Regions from separate parts of the Homo sapiens genome. Here region 2 is linked to region 1. Evidence: chromatin contacts called from ENCODE Hi-C or POLR2A ChIA-PET data. All regions are on one chromosome and are shown on one strand. The core of a region is the stretch at or near the end of the contact, and the rest is flanking DNA. Distances in the headings are between cores, read along the strand shown. Region 1 holds the start of GPR141 (G protein-coupled receptor 141). Region 2 has its middle 82 kb from the start of GPR141.

Region 1 (7,118 bases), core at 1,704-4,203:
GCAACTACTGCTTTTAGACCATCTGGAGTTCCAAGCCTTCACTATCTATGGTACGTAATCTCCATGATAATACCTTCATCATTTCATTCACTTATTCACTCATATAACCATTCCAAAGATGCTGGGTACTTATTATGGGTCAAACCCTGTTCTAAAATATAAAGGTAGCAAAGGCATAGTTCCTGCCCTTAAGGAAATTATGTTTTTAGGAAACAGACTATGCTTAGATTAAGTTTGATTATGACTGTCACGAATAATAACATTGTCATTCAAAATAAGATGGGACAATAACATAATTTGGAAAATACTTTGGTATAACGTATGAACTAGCTTTGAAAACACTTTGCAAAGCAATGTCTCAGAAATCTTTGATCAATTGAAAATTGTTTTCAATGTTATTACTTTGAAAGACAGCACAGACTTGCACATATTCTAACTTCTTTAAAATATTTTTAGTCTGAGTCTGAGTCAGGAAGACTGCTTGAGCCCAGGGATTTGAGACCAGCCTTGGCAACATAGTGAGACCCCCTCTCTAAAGAAAAAAAAAAAAAAAAAAGGCAGGCAGGGTGGCTCACACCTGCACTCCCAGCTATTCGGAAGGCTGAAGTGAGAGGACCACTTGATTCCAGGAGGTGAAGGCTTCAGTGAGCTGTGATTGTGCCACTGCACTCCTGCCTTGGAGACAGAGCGAGGCCCTGTCCCAAAAATATATTTTTTAACATATTATTTAACAATATATTTAACACATTATTTTAGTCACAACATGCTACGTCTCTTATAGTGCTAGCACAATGGCTTACCCATAGTAGACACCAGTAAACATTTCACAGGCTCATTGATTTTAAATTTGGAAAGCACTTTTAGAAATTAGCTAGACCTGTGGTCCTTAACTACAATTGGATTTTGGACCACTTTGAAAATCAATCCGTGTTTTTCTTATTTAAAAAAAAAAAAAAAAAAAAAAAAGTGCTGCCAGGCACAGTGGCTCATGTTTGTTATCCCAGTACTCTGAAAAGCCAAGGCAGGAGGATCACTTGTGCCCAGGAGTTTGAGACTAACCTGGGCAACATGAGCAAGACCCTGTCTCTATTTAAAAAAAAAAATTAATTAATTAGCCAGGTGTGGTGGCAAGTACCTGTAGTCTCAGCTACTGAGGAGGCTGAGATGAAAGGATCACTTGAGCCCCGGAGGTCGATGCTGCAGTCAGTGAGCCATGATTGAGTCGCTAAACTCCAGCCTGGGCAACAGAGAGAAAGGCCCTGAAGAAAGAAAGAGAGAAAGAGAGAGAGAGATGGAGGGAGGGAGGGAGGGAAGAAGGCAGGAAGGCAGGCAGGCAGGCAGGCAGGCAGGCAGGAAGGAAGGAGGGAGGGAGAGAAACACACACACGCACAAAAGGAAGAAAAGAAAAACACACACTTACATTTTTGCATGCAATTTCAGAGGATTGGTGTATCAATCTAAAGACCATCCAGGAACTCCCTTAGCTGAGCATCTCTTATCCAGTCTACAACTTCCATTTTATAATTGTTGAAAATCATTGCTAGAAGAATAGTTGGAAAATTGTGTCACCTAAGCCAAAGCTGGCTCACTTCTTGTTTTTATACAGCCTGTGAGCTACGAATGGTTTTTATAGTTTTAAATGGTTATGTAAGTACCAATATATTAGCCTCAGTTCTACCTCTTGGCTTGCAAAGCCTAAAATATTTACTATCAAGGCTTTTGTAGAAAAAGTTTGCCAACCCCTGGTCTGGAATCCTTAGACAATATTCCCCCAAATTATGCAGCCAATTACTAGAAAACAGAGGACTAGAATTCACACCACCTGATTCCTCATCCATTGGTCTTCCCATTACTTCTATTGACTGATTAAAATCCTAATTAACTGATTTAAACCCAATAAAACAGAAAACAAAGACATGTAATTCTGGAGTACTTAATAAGTAATTTCTCAGATAAGTAATTGTGCAGTTATGTAGAACGCTGAAGTCCAGAGAATTAAGTGACCTATCAAAAGTCATATAACAAATTTGTAAAAGAAACAAAATTAAATGCCTATATTCAGGTTAGGCATTACTGACTTATTGTTTAAAAACTTTGCATTATATTTCATTCCACATATTTGAAAAATATTACTTCTTGGAAGTAGAAAATACTGGTATAGAAAGTATTTTACTTAAAGTAAAATTATTTGAACAGATGTTGTTCTTTTTATTTATCTTATTTAAGAAGTTATTTTCAGATCCTTCCTGTTAAGTAGTACTTTAAAAGTGGGATGGAAAGAATTATAATTACCATTATTTCACATGTTATTTTGAATATACTTCTTTTAGAAATTTCTAAGTACTTGATTGCTTACAGATTGTTTCCTTCTATTGACTAGGGCTGCCTGAATAGTTTCAAACTCTATCTGAAAATAATGCAGTAATAGAGTTAAAGGATTTTCATAACAAAAGGAAATTAAGACATCACTTAAAAGATAAGCATTTGAATAATTATACACAAATTCAATAGTGCCAACTGCTCTAAAAAATTCTATGATATGTTTAGCTGGTTTTTTGACAGAGAGATTCTGAAATCATTTTTGTTCACATTTACCCATAAATATTAGGTTTTACTTTCAGAGCAGCATATCCTAAGCAGTAAGAATAGAACAATTCTTTCTATAAAGGAGGAGTTGTGGTCAGAGAATAAGCTTGCTTTTTAGAGCAGAACCATTTGAAGATTCTGAATTAGGACTATGCCAACAAATTAAGTGTGCTTTATTTCTATAGCACTTTCATTCATGTCTCCCCAAACCTAAGTCATCTGCACTTACCTTGAAAATCCAGATTTCTCAGTGATGGCTACAGAGATGGGCCACATGTCTGCCTTCCAAATAGGATTCTGTTTCAACAGCAGGGCAGCTGGGTCATTTCCATGCTCTGCATGCATTTGCAAAGGCTCTGGACAGCTCACCAAGCAAAAGGAAGTGAATGTGTTCTAAGTTCCTCAGAATGTCAACAGACCATAAAACCTCAAAACCATTTGAAACACAATAGTCTTGAAAAACCAAGCTCTTAAACATGAGTAGTCCAGGTTGCAAACTACAGAGAGGCCAATTGTCAAGAAATATTTATGAAGGATTGATGACTACGATGAATCAAGTTTTTAAAATGTTCTTCAAACTAAATTTTGTAGAGAATGGGGAACAAAGTGGTATTATCAAAAACAAAAAGGGAAGGTAAACTGTGTATTGTTCTTCTGGTGAAGGAATATGTGTAATATTTCCTTTCAGTAAGGAGAAAATTTCCAGAGTTGCTCTATACCTCACTGGTAACTTAGGGCTCCCACTTTTATAATTGTGTTAATTAGCTGTCACTGATAAATGGCATTGACTGGGATATGGCACTATAATTATGTCATTTAATTAGAATTAAGAGAGAAAATATTTAAAATCAGAGTGTGCTATAGGGGCAGGGGAGGGGAGTAAATCGTCACAGCTTAACTTTTTAGACTGTCAACATTATCTCCAGAAGAAGCTGCCCATACAGTCATAGAGATGCACTGCAAGTATTGAGAAAAAAAAACATCAGTTCCTCAAACTGCTTGAACTTTCCTACCATTTGATGACCACTCTATAAATTAGGATTTTATAAACTTTCTAATTATGTAAATCGGTGGTCCCCAACCTTTTTTGGCACCAGGGAAAGGTTTCATGGAAGACAATTTTTCCACAGACAGGGGTGGGGATGTTTTCTGGATGATTCAAGCACATTACATTTATTGCGCACTTTATTTCAATTGTTATTACATGATAATATATAATGAAATAATTATACAACTCATCATAATGTAGAATCAGTGGAAGCCCTGAGGTTGTTTTTCTGCAACTAGATGGTCCCATTTGGGGGTGATGGAAGACAATGATAGATCATCAGACATTAGATTCTCATAAGGAACACTGCAACCTAGATCCCTAGCATGGACAATTCAACAATAAGGTTCATGCTCCCATGAGAATCTAATGCCGCTGCTGATCTAACAGGAGGTGGAGCTCAGGCAGTAATGCAAGTGATGGGGAGCAGCTGTAAATATAGACGAAACTTTGCTGGCCCACTCGTGCACTGCTCCGCTCCTTCTGTACAGCCCAGTTCCTAACAGGCCACGAACCACTGCTGGTCTGTGGCCCAGGGGTTGAGAACTCCTGATGTAGACAGCATGTTAATATTATATAGAAATTGGTCAATTAAAAAGTACTAATTTATTAAATATCAACATTTTCAACATTCCCCTATTTTTAAAATCCATTGTGACATTTCACTATTTCAAAAAGAAATTTTAAAAGGCATCAAAATGATACTGGCCCTGGGTTCTTTCTATTTTAAGGTCCCTAAGTAGAATGATAACTTTGGTAATTTGGGGTGATTCCTGGTATTCTTTACAGTGCTAAAACACTCATTATTTTAGGCGAAATTTTTGCAGTTCTGTTTTCATCAGTATTCACATTTCTTACTCCAAACATAATGTTCTAAGTGCTTCCAACTTTGTTTCTTAGTTTGAAGAGAAGGCCTCTGCATCAGGAAACTCTTCAATTTCAGCAGATGTGCGTTCTTTCTGCCATATGAGTTAAAATGCTATCTGCTTCAAAATAACTCATGCTAGAGATATTTCAAGCTTTATTAGTTGTAGAGAAGATTGTTGCTGACAAACCCTCCTGCTGAGAGCAGCTTACAAAAATGAACAGAATGCAAAACCTATAAGTTTGAAGGCTTCAGAAAGCTGCCCAGGCAATGACACCTTGAAGAAATAAAATCCCCAGAAGACAGGAAGTACAAATCAGTGAATCTGATTTTCAACTCCTGAGTACTTTTTACTCAAGGCACTGCTGATTTGAAACTGGACACTGAGAGGTGAAGAAACAGGTGAAATACAGTGGCTAAGATGCTCAGAAGTTAAGGAAATCTAGTTTAAGAAGCAAACAGAGACCACCAAGGAGGTGGTGCCCTTATAATTACCTCAAATTTTCAGTTAGGACCCCTGAAGGGCTACACCCTAGGAGACAGCATGTGCTAAAAATATTGTACCATCACAAAGTGGGAGCCCAATTTCAAATCACCTAAATTGCTGAATTAGGTAGACAATCACTGAATAGATAGGAGATTTGCCATCGTCATAACGACCTCCTCACACACATCAAGCAAAAGTAAATACTCTCTGGAGGACGATAACACTAACCAGATCAATGAATTGACTCTCAAACTTTTTAAACACAATGTCCAAATTTCAATAACTATTAAAAGCCATGTCTGAAGATAAGTCTAGAAAAACAGACCATGAAAATAAACAGAAAATAGAAACAAATGCACAAGGGCATTCAGAATTGATTGGTTTTAAAATAGCTGTAATCAATGTTTGAAGAGAGTACACAAAATATAGAAAATTTACACTAGAGAATTTTTTTAATAAAATAGAAATTCTGAAACTGAAAAATAAAACAACTAAAGTTACTTAACTGATGAAGACTAATAGAAGATTAGACACAGAGGATGATGGAATTGAAATATAGGTCAGTAGAAAGTAGCAGATTGGGCTGGGCATGGTGGCTCACACCTGTAATCCCAGCACTTTGGGAGGCCAAGGCAGGTGGATCACCTGAGGTCAGGAGTTCAAGACCAGCCTGGCCAACATGGTGAAACCCTGTCTTTACTAAAAATACAAAAATTAGCTGGACATAGTGGTGGGTGCCTGTAATCCCAGCTACCAGGGAGGCCAAGGCAGGAGAATCGCTTGATCCCAGGAGGTAGAGGTTGCAATGAGCTAAGATCACACCATTGCACTCCAGCCTGGGTGACAAGCGCAAAACTCAGTCTCAAAAAAAAAAGAAAAAGAAAAAAAAGAAATACCAGATTGAATAATGGCAACAAAAAAAAGATAAAAATTATATAAAATCACACAAAAGTCATGAAAGACATAGGGCAAAGTTTTAACATGCCTATAATGTTGCTCTGGAAAGAAACAAGAGGAAGAATTTGGAAGAAACGATATTTTAAAGGGCAATACATTTTTTAAAAAATCATAATAAAAAAAGACATAGACTCAAGAAGCACTATGAATCCCAAAGAGAATAGAAACAACAACAAAAACTCTACCAAGGTCCAATATATGAAATAAAAAAATGAAGAAAGAAATTTTAAAATTATGTTACACGAGAAGCTGAGATGATAGGATTGCTTTCAGCCAGGAGTTTGAGACCAGCCTAAGCAACATAGTGAGACCTCCATCTCTAAAGAAAAAACAAAAACAAAACTTAAAATCTGTTCGGAGGCAAAAACTTTTAAGTGTGCAACAATAAGATTGAAGACAGCCTTTTCAACAACAGCAATGGAACCCAAAGGAAATGGAACAACATCTTCAAAATTGTAAAAGAAAATAACTGCTAATTTAGAGTTCTTTATGCAATAAAAATATCCATCATCTTGATGACACAATAATATTTTCAGACAAACTGAAACTATGATGATTTGTAACCCACCAACATGAACTAAGGGAAATGCTAAAAGGAGTGATTCCAAAAGTGCAAAGGCAATCCCAGGTGAGAGCCAGAACTGCACAAAGAAACCAAGAGCAATAGAAAGAGCAAATGTGTGGGTAAACCTATGTACATATCAAAGATTTACAATAACAATAGTAATCACCTAACAGGATTTGAAATATAGGTAGAGTCAAAATTCCTGACAATAATGGGATAAAGCATGGAGAGATATAAATTGAATTCAAGTGTTCTAAAATCTTTGCATCTTCTTGAAGGTGGTAAAAGTACTAATTAACATTAGACTTTAATCAATCAAGAATGCTCACCATCATCTTTGGAATAGTGACTAAAAAATAACAACAAAATTAGCAAGATAAAACAGGAAAAAATGGAATGAAGAAATATTATCCAAAAAAATGCCAAAAAGTACAGAAAAGACATATAGAATGAATAGATAAGTAGAAAACAAAGAGTAAGAGAGCAAATTTAAAACCCCAAATTTGATGATAATAATATGTAAATGCACTGAGCACTTACCAGATTAGACTTTAAGGCAAGAAACATTATTGGCAACAAAGAGAGGTAATTTCATAATAAAAGTGTCAAT
Region 2 (6,182 bases), core at 1,053-3,552, 82 kb before region 1:
TTATGTTTCATAATTTTATTATCTGGTTTGCACTTTTAAAGCTGTGGCAAGAGAATAAATACTAGCAGTAAGAGTATCTTAGTTGGCTTCTGTATTCCTGCATTCCCTTTTCTTTGGCAAGGTACATTTTAAAAAATCTCAATATCAAACAACTTATGTTTGAATATTCAAAACAAGCTTTTTTAGGAACAATAAAAAATGTTATTGCAGAACAATCAGCCATTGTATCTAGAATTTAGGTAAAAGTCCTGATGGCTGGATGATAAATGAAAAAATCCAGAAGACTAGTTGCTGAGAGAAAGCATAGGATCATAAAATTGTCAGTGTTCAAATGAAACATCAATAATCTAACACAGCCACTAATCTTACTGTAAGGCATCAGAGCTAGAGAGGTTTCAAGCCTTGCCACATCTCACATGAAGGAGGATGCGGAGACAACCCTTGTCTTGCTTGGGCTTATATCTTGGACCTGCACTGCTTAAGGCAGCAGCCCCAAGTCAAATGGGGCTGAACCCTTGAAATGTGGTCGTCCTAGTTGAGATGTGCTTGAAGGTAAACTACACACTGAATTTTGAAGTCTCACTATTAAAGAAAAGAAATGTAAGATATATTGTTAATATCCTTATATGGATTACAAGTTGAAGCGATTATATTTTTAACATATTATGTTAAACAAAATGATATACGAATTTCACCTATTTCTTTTTACTTTTTAAAAAATGTAGTTACTAGGGAATTTAAATTTTCTCACATGGCTGGCATTATATTTCTATTGTATTTAAACTTAGATGGTTAGCTCTTTTGGTCCTGAATACTAACCCTATTGAATGAGAAGGGCATAGTCTGGCCTCATGGAAGGTTTGTCTCACTATGATTTAAGGAGTTTTGGGGGGGAGGGGGCATAAATTGTGATTTTTTTAATTGGAAAAATTAAAAAATCAGCTCACAATGGGAGTGGATTTGAGGCAAATTGTGCAAGCAGATTTTCTTTAAGTGGCTAAGCAAAGTTTAAAAAGCAAGTAACAATGGAAAAAAAAATGTTTCTGGTACAGGACCAGCAGTACAAAAATAGTGTACGAGTACCTAGATAACATACCCATTTTGCAAAGTGCAACTTTTAAGTACACTATTTTAATGACTTTATTTGTTGCTTAATCCTTTGGATCATTATAAAATAGTTTTATGAATCAATCAATAGCCAGGAAATTTGAGGTATATTTCCTACCTCTATTGTTTATCGTACGTGTGTTGGTCTCTAGTCCCACTTAAACTCTACAGCCCATGCCTGGCAATTAGGGACTAACACTATGGATAGAGGTATATGGTTTTACCAGAATTCCTGACTGGAAAAAACAATCAGCTTTAACTGGTTAGAAGTCATCAGTGCTGGTTTATCTATTAAATAAATCACTTCCGTAAGTCTGACAGTGCCTTAGAAAGAAGCACTTTTCCCTGGAGACTTCACCTATGCGGAGCACAGAACAATGAACTCCAGAGCCAGCCATTGCTGGGAGATGGAACAACAGTAAGGAAAGCTGAGAGAAGCATGGTGTCAGTCCAGGGCTATTCCCTGCAAGCAGCAGAAACTTTGCCTTGGCTGACATTAAACAGAAAAGGAGGTTTTGCAAGGTTATTAGTTGGTTCACAGAATAATTGGGAAGATGCAGAACTAGTTTCTGAAAATAGGCATGAACGGAGGGCAGCCAGAACCACAGCCCAAATCAAGACTCAGAACTTGATCTTAGGGTGGTCAACGCCGCACTGCAGATGCTGCAGATTCCCCTGCAGTCACTGTTGACCCTGCACACTGAGGCTGAAACTGCCACCCCCAGACTCCAGCAGCAGGTGACCCACTTGCGCTGGTATGCTCAAAACTCTTTGCTGGTTTTAAACTGATAGTCTGGGCTCCTGAGAACCCCCTCTGTCTTCAGCAAAGCAGGACAGTTGGTCACACTAGTCGGAATAAATTCTCCACCATCCACGGCTCCCATGTTCAAGTGCTGGGCATGTATGTCTGATTAGGCCCTGCTGGGTCACCTAAGTTCTGGCTGCCAGAGAGATGAAGAGAGAGGGTCTGGCCATCTATCTTCCCTAGTGGGTGGCTGCCCCAGCTTTCCATCAGAGGCTTATAACTAAAACATAAGCAGACTACTTCTCAGTAATTTGAGTTAAATAGAGGAAACGGAACACAAAGAAAAGCAGCCAGGAGCAACAGGAACTGGTGGCTCTCCTTCTGAGGCAGCGTCCTGTGGTCAAAGGAGGAGGTGCTTTGCTGGGACTCATTTTGTTCATTCGAAAGTTGGAGAAAGGACTCTAAAGGAGCTCATGTAAGGAAAGTACCTAGCCCACATCACATGCTCAAATATTTCTTTCCCCTTTCTTCTGTTTTTCACTTTCTTTTCTCACCCCTTCATTGGAATCTGATGTCACTGCTGTAGAAACTAAACTGATTTACATTCTCTACCAACTAGCCATTATTAAAAATTCAAGTAATAATGTGTAGAACTCATCACTTACTAGAACTTATCAATTACTGTGTTTTATTTATTTATACTTTTGAAGTTACTTATGTCTTAGTTGCAAGTTGCGAGTTCTACATAATGCTGTGTCACTGCACATTTCTTCCCAAATCTGTGTTTGGTGACATCACTCGGATAGCTTGAAATTGGCCTGGTGGGAATTGGCAAATACTACAAATCAGGGCTCAATTTATTTTTTATTGACTGTCTAGACTTATGGAAGTGGTAGAGAAAATGTTGATAAAGCAGATTAAACTTAGAAGTGTGTTGTGTGTCTGTAGTTATTACACTGACCAGCACTGAAATGAAAAATACAGTTTTCTAGTATTCAACCACTATTACACAATTCAACAGGGAACTTGCTCACACCATGGACAAAACAGTGAATTTCCGAGACGTGAGTCTTCATTGTTTGACTTTTGTCTTACATGAGATAAACAAATGTGTCAACTAACTTATTCATCAGTTGCAAACAAAGGTTGGCTATAGATAAGAGTTTGGTAAAAATTAATAAAAGCATTCTGTGGGAACTAACTGGCTGTATGGAATTTATAATAAATAATATTGTGTATATAATATATATGCATATACACATACATACACACACACGCACATACATACACACACACACAGAGGTTTTTTTTAGGGAGAAGGGAACCAGTTGTTCAAAAATTACCAGTACACCACAGTGAGCTGCCCTCTTTAAACGTGATCTATCTTTACAATCATATTATTATTGTTGTTTTTAATTTTTATTTTACTTTAAGTTTCTGGATACATGTGCAGAACATGCAGGTTTGTTACATGGGTATACATGTGCCATGGTGGTTTGCTGCAACTATCAACCCGTCATCTAGGCTTTAAGCCCCAAATGCATTAGCTATTTGTCCTGATGATCTCCCTCTCCTCCTCCCCCTACAGGTCCCCATATGTGATGTTCCCCTCCCTGTGTCCATGTGTTCTCATTGTTCAACTCCCACTTATGAGTGAGAACATGTAGTGTTTGGTTTTCTGTTCCTGTGCTGGTTTGCTGAACAAGATGGCTTCTGGCTTCATCTATGTCCCTGCAAAGCACATGATCTCATTTGTTTTTATGGCTGCATAGTATTCCATAGTGTATATGTACCACATTTTATTTAACCAATCTATCATTGATGGGCATTTGGGTTGGTTCCATGTCTTTGCTATTGTAAATAGTGCTGCAATAAACATACATGTGCATGTATCTTTATAGTAGAATGATTTATATTCCTTTGGTTATGTACCCAGTAATGGGATTGCTGAGTCAAACGGAATTTCTGGTTCTAGATCCCTGAAGAATTGCCACACTGTCTTCCACAATGGTTGAACTAATTCACATTCCCACCAACAGTGTAAAAGCATTTCTATTTCTCCACAGCCTTGCCAGCATCTATTGTTTCTTCTGTCAGTTCATCCATGTCATCCTCCGTCCAGTTCTGTGCCCTTGCTGGAGAGGTGTTGTGATCATTTGGAAGAGAAGAGGCACTCTGGCCTTTTGGGTTTTCTGTGTTTTTTTTTATTTTTTCTCTTCTTCATAAGTTTGTCTAGTTTTGATCTTTGAGGCTGTTGATCCTTGGATGAGGATTTGTGGGGACTTTTTTGTTGATGCTATTGTTGTTGCTTTCTGTTTGTTTGTTTGTTTGTTTTTTAATAGTCAGCTCCCTCTTCTCTAGGGCTGCTGTGGTTTGCTGGGAGTTCACTTCAGGCCCTATTCATCAGGTTCACTCCCGTGCCTGGAGATGTCACTCGAGGAGACTGGAGAACAGCAAAGATGGATGCCTGCTCCTTCCTCTGGGATCTCTGACCTCGAGGGGCACCAATGTGATGCCAGTAGAAATGCTCCCATATAAGGTGTCTGACAACCTCTGTTGGAGGATCTCACTCAGTTGGATGGCATGGGATGCAGGACCCATTTAACGAAGCACTTTGGCTGTCCCTTGGTAGAGGGGGTGTGCCTCGCTGTGGGGAAACCTACTCCTCTGGGCTGCTCCGATTCCTCAGAACTAGAAGAACAAAAGACCAAGTCTGCTGGTCCACGGAGACTATGGCCACCCCTTCATGGGCTCAGGCCCAGGGAGATTAGAGTTCTGTCCCTGAGCCCCTGGTTGGAGTTGTTGGAATTCCTGCAGGGAGGCCCCACCCAGTGAGGAGGAATGGGTCAAGGTCAGGCCTGAAGAGGCACTTTGGCCGTAGTCTGCCACAGCCGGTTTGTTAGGCTGTGGCGAATACCTCTTGGGACCCAACCGTCCAGCCTCCTTGGCTCCAGCAGAGGAAAAGCGTGGCCTGGAGCTATAGAGATGGCTGCCGCCCTTCCCCTGCCCTGGGAGCATAGTGTGTTAGGCAGCTAGCATTCCCAGTGTTGCCTGCCGCCCCTCCTCCAAGGAGCCCAGAAGGCTTAGACAGCAGGCAGCTGCAGCTGTGGCGATGGCCTCCCCTCTCCTCAAGAACTGGGCAAGCTTAGGCAGATTCTAGCTGAGTGGCTGTTGAGAATCTGCATGGCTCCATAGTTGGGACGCTAGGCCACGGTGGCTTGGGTTCACGAGTGGGATCTTCTGATCTGTGGGTCGCTCAGTTGCATGGAAAAAGCACAGTTTCCCAGGCTGGGTAGTGTGCTCACTCACCACCTCCGTTGGCTGGGGGTTGAGGTCTCCTCCGCCCCTTATGGCTCTCAGGTGGGCCGCCCATCACACTGCTCTTCCTTCCTCTCCGTGGGTCACCCCAGCCTCCTACTCAGTCCTGATGACAGAACCTGGATATCTGGGTTGCCAGTGGAGGATTCGCACACTGTTTTGGTTCTTTTCAATGGAAGACTCTGACTGACACTGATTCTAGTCGGCCATCTTGGCCCTGCCCCCCAGTCATATTATTTTCCAAATCAAATAAAAATACATGATTGGACAGATTTATTTTCTGAATTGTAGAACTTTTTACATGAAAATGCTTACATACAATTAAATCATATTTAGTTTTATGTTTACTAGGTTGTCTTCATGAAAAAAATTGTCACATAAAACCAATACACAATTCTACATAAATTATAACAATGCATTACTTATTTGAATAATAATAATGTACTATATTATGAAAATATAATCAGAAAGACTTAGTGTTTAGCTTTTGCTGTGTGATATTGGGCAAATTATCCTGAGTATCAATTATCTCATCTATACACGCAATTAATGATATCACTCTCTCATCCTTTTATTCAAGTCTTTTAAAATAATTTCAACTTTTGTTTTAGATTCGGGGGTAGGCGGGCAGGTTACTTACATGGGTATATAGGATGATGCCAAGGTTAGGAGTACGAATTATCTCAACACCCAGATAGTGATTATAGTACCCAATAGGCAGCTTTCCAGTCCTTCTCTCCCTTTCCCCCTCTAGTAGTCCCCAGTAACTATTGTTCCCATCTTCATGCCTGTGAGTTCTCAGTGTTTAGCTCCCACTTATAAGTGAGAACATGCAATATTTGGTTTTCTGTTTCTGTGTTAATTCACTCAGGGTGATGGCCTCCAGCCACATTCATGTTCCTGCAAAGACATAATTTTATTCTTTTTAAAGAATGTGTAGTATTCCATGGTATACGTACCATATTTTCTTTATCCAGTTTACTGTTGATAGGTACCTAGGTTGATTCCATGT

What was found. A loop is a pair of places that touch in the nucleus more often than their neighbours do. ChIA-PET counts read pairs that join two places held with the same protein, here RNA polymerase II (POLR2A). Pooled maps may share reads with other maps.
Region 2: a map with no recorded cell type shows a loop between it and region 1 (4-fold over the local background). The contact joins the enhancer-like site here to the promoter of GPR141 in region 1. A Hi-C loop is called at or near these places in 2 of 37 single-sample maps with no recorded cell type and 3 of 50 pooled maps. POLR2A ChIA-PET finds 5 or more read pairs at or near these places in 2 of 52 experiments (WTC11 and common myeloid progenitor, CD34-positive).

The regions. Positions count from the first base shown.
Region 1 is chr7:37,679,601-37,686,718 of GRCh38, reverse strand. GPR141 (G protein-coupled receptor 141) reads right to left here and starts at 2,953. Exons shown (of 3, transcript NM_001381946.1): 1 at 2,816-2,953; 2 at 1,136-1,259. RefSeq lists an enhancer at 4,891-4,950.
Region 2 is chr7:37,762,196-37,768,377 of GRCh38, reverse strand. No RefSeq gene overlaps it. Among named protein-coding and RNA genes, the nearest start is that of GPR141, 82 kb to the right of the region's middle. RefSeq lists an enhancer at 2,019-2,488. Within about 2 kb of position 2,302, at least 4 of the 41 ENCODE cell types and tissues checked have a DNase peak (open chromatin) inside an H3K27ac peak, as active enhancers do.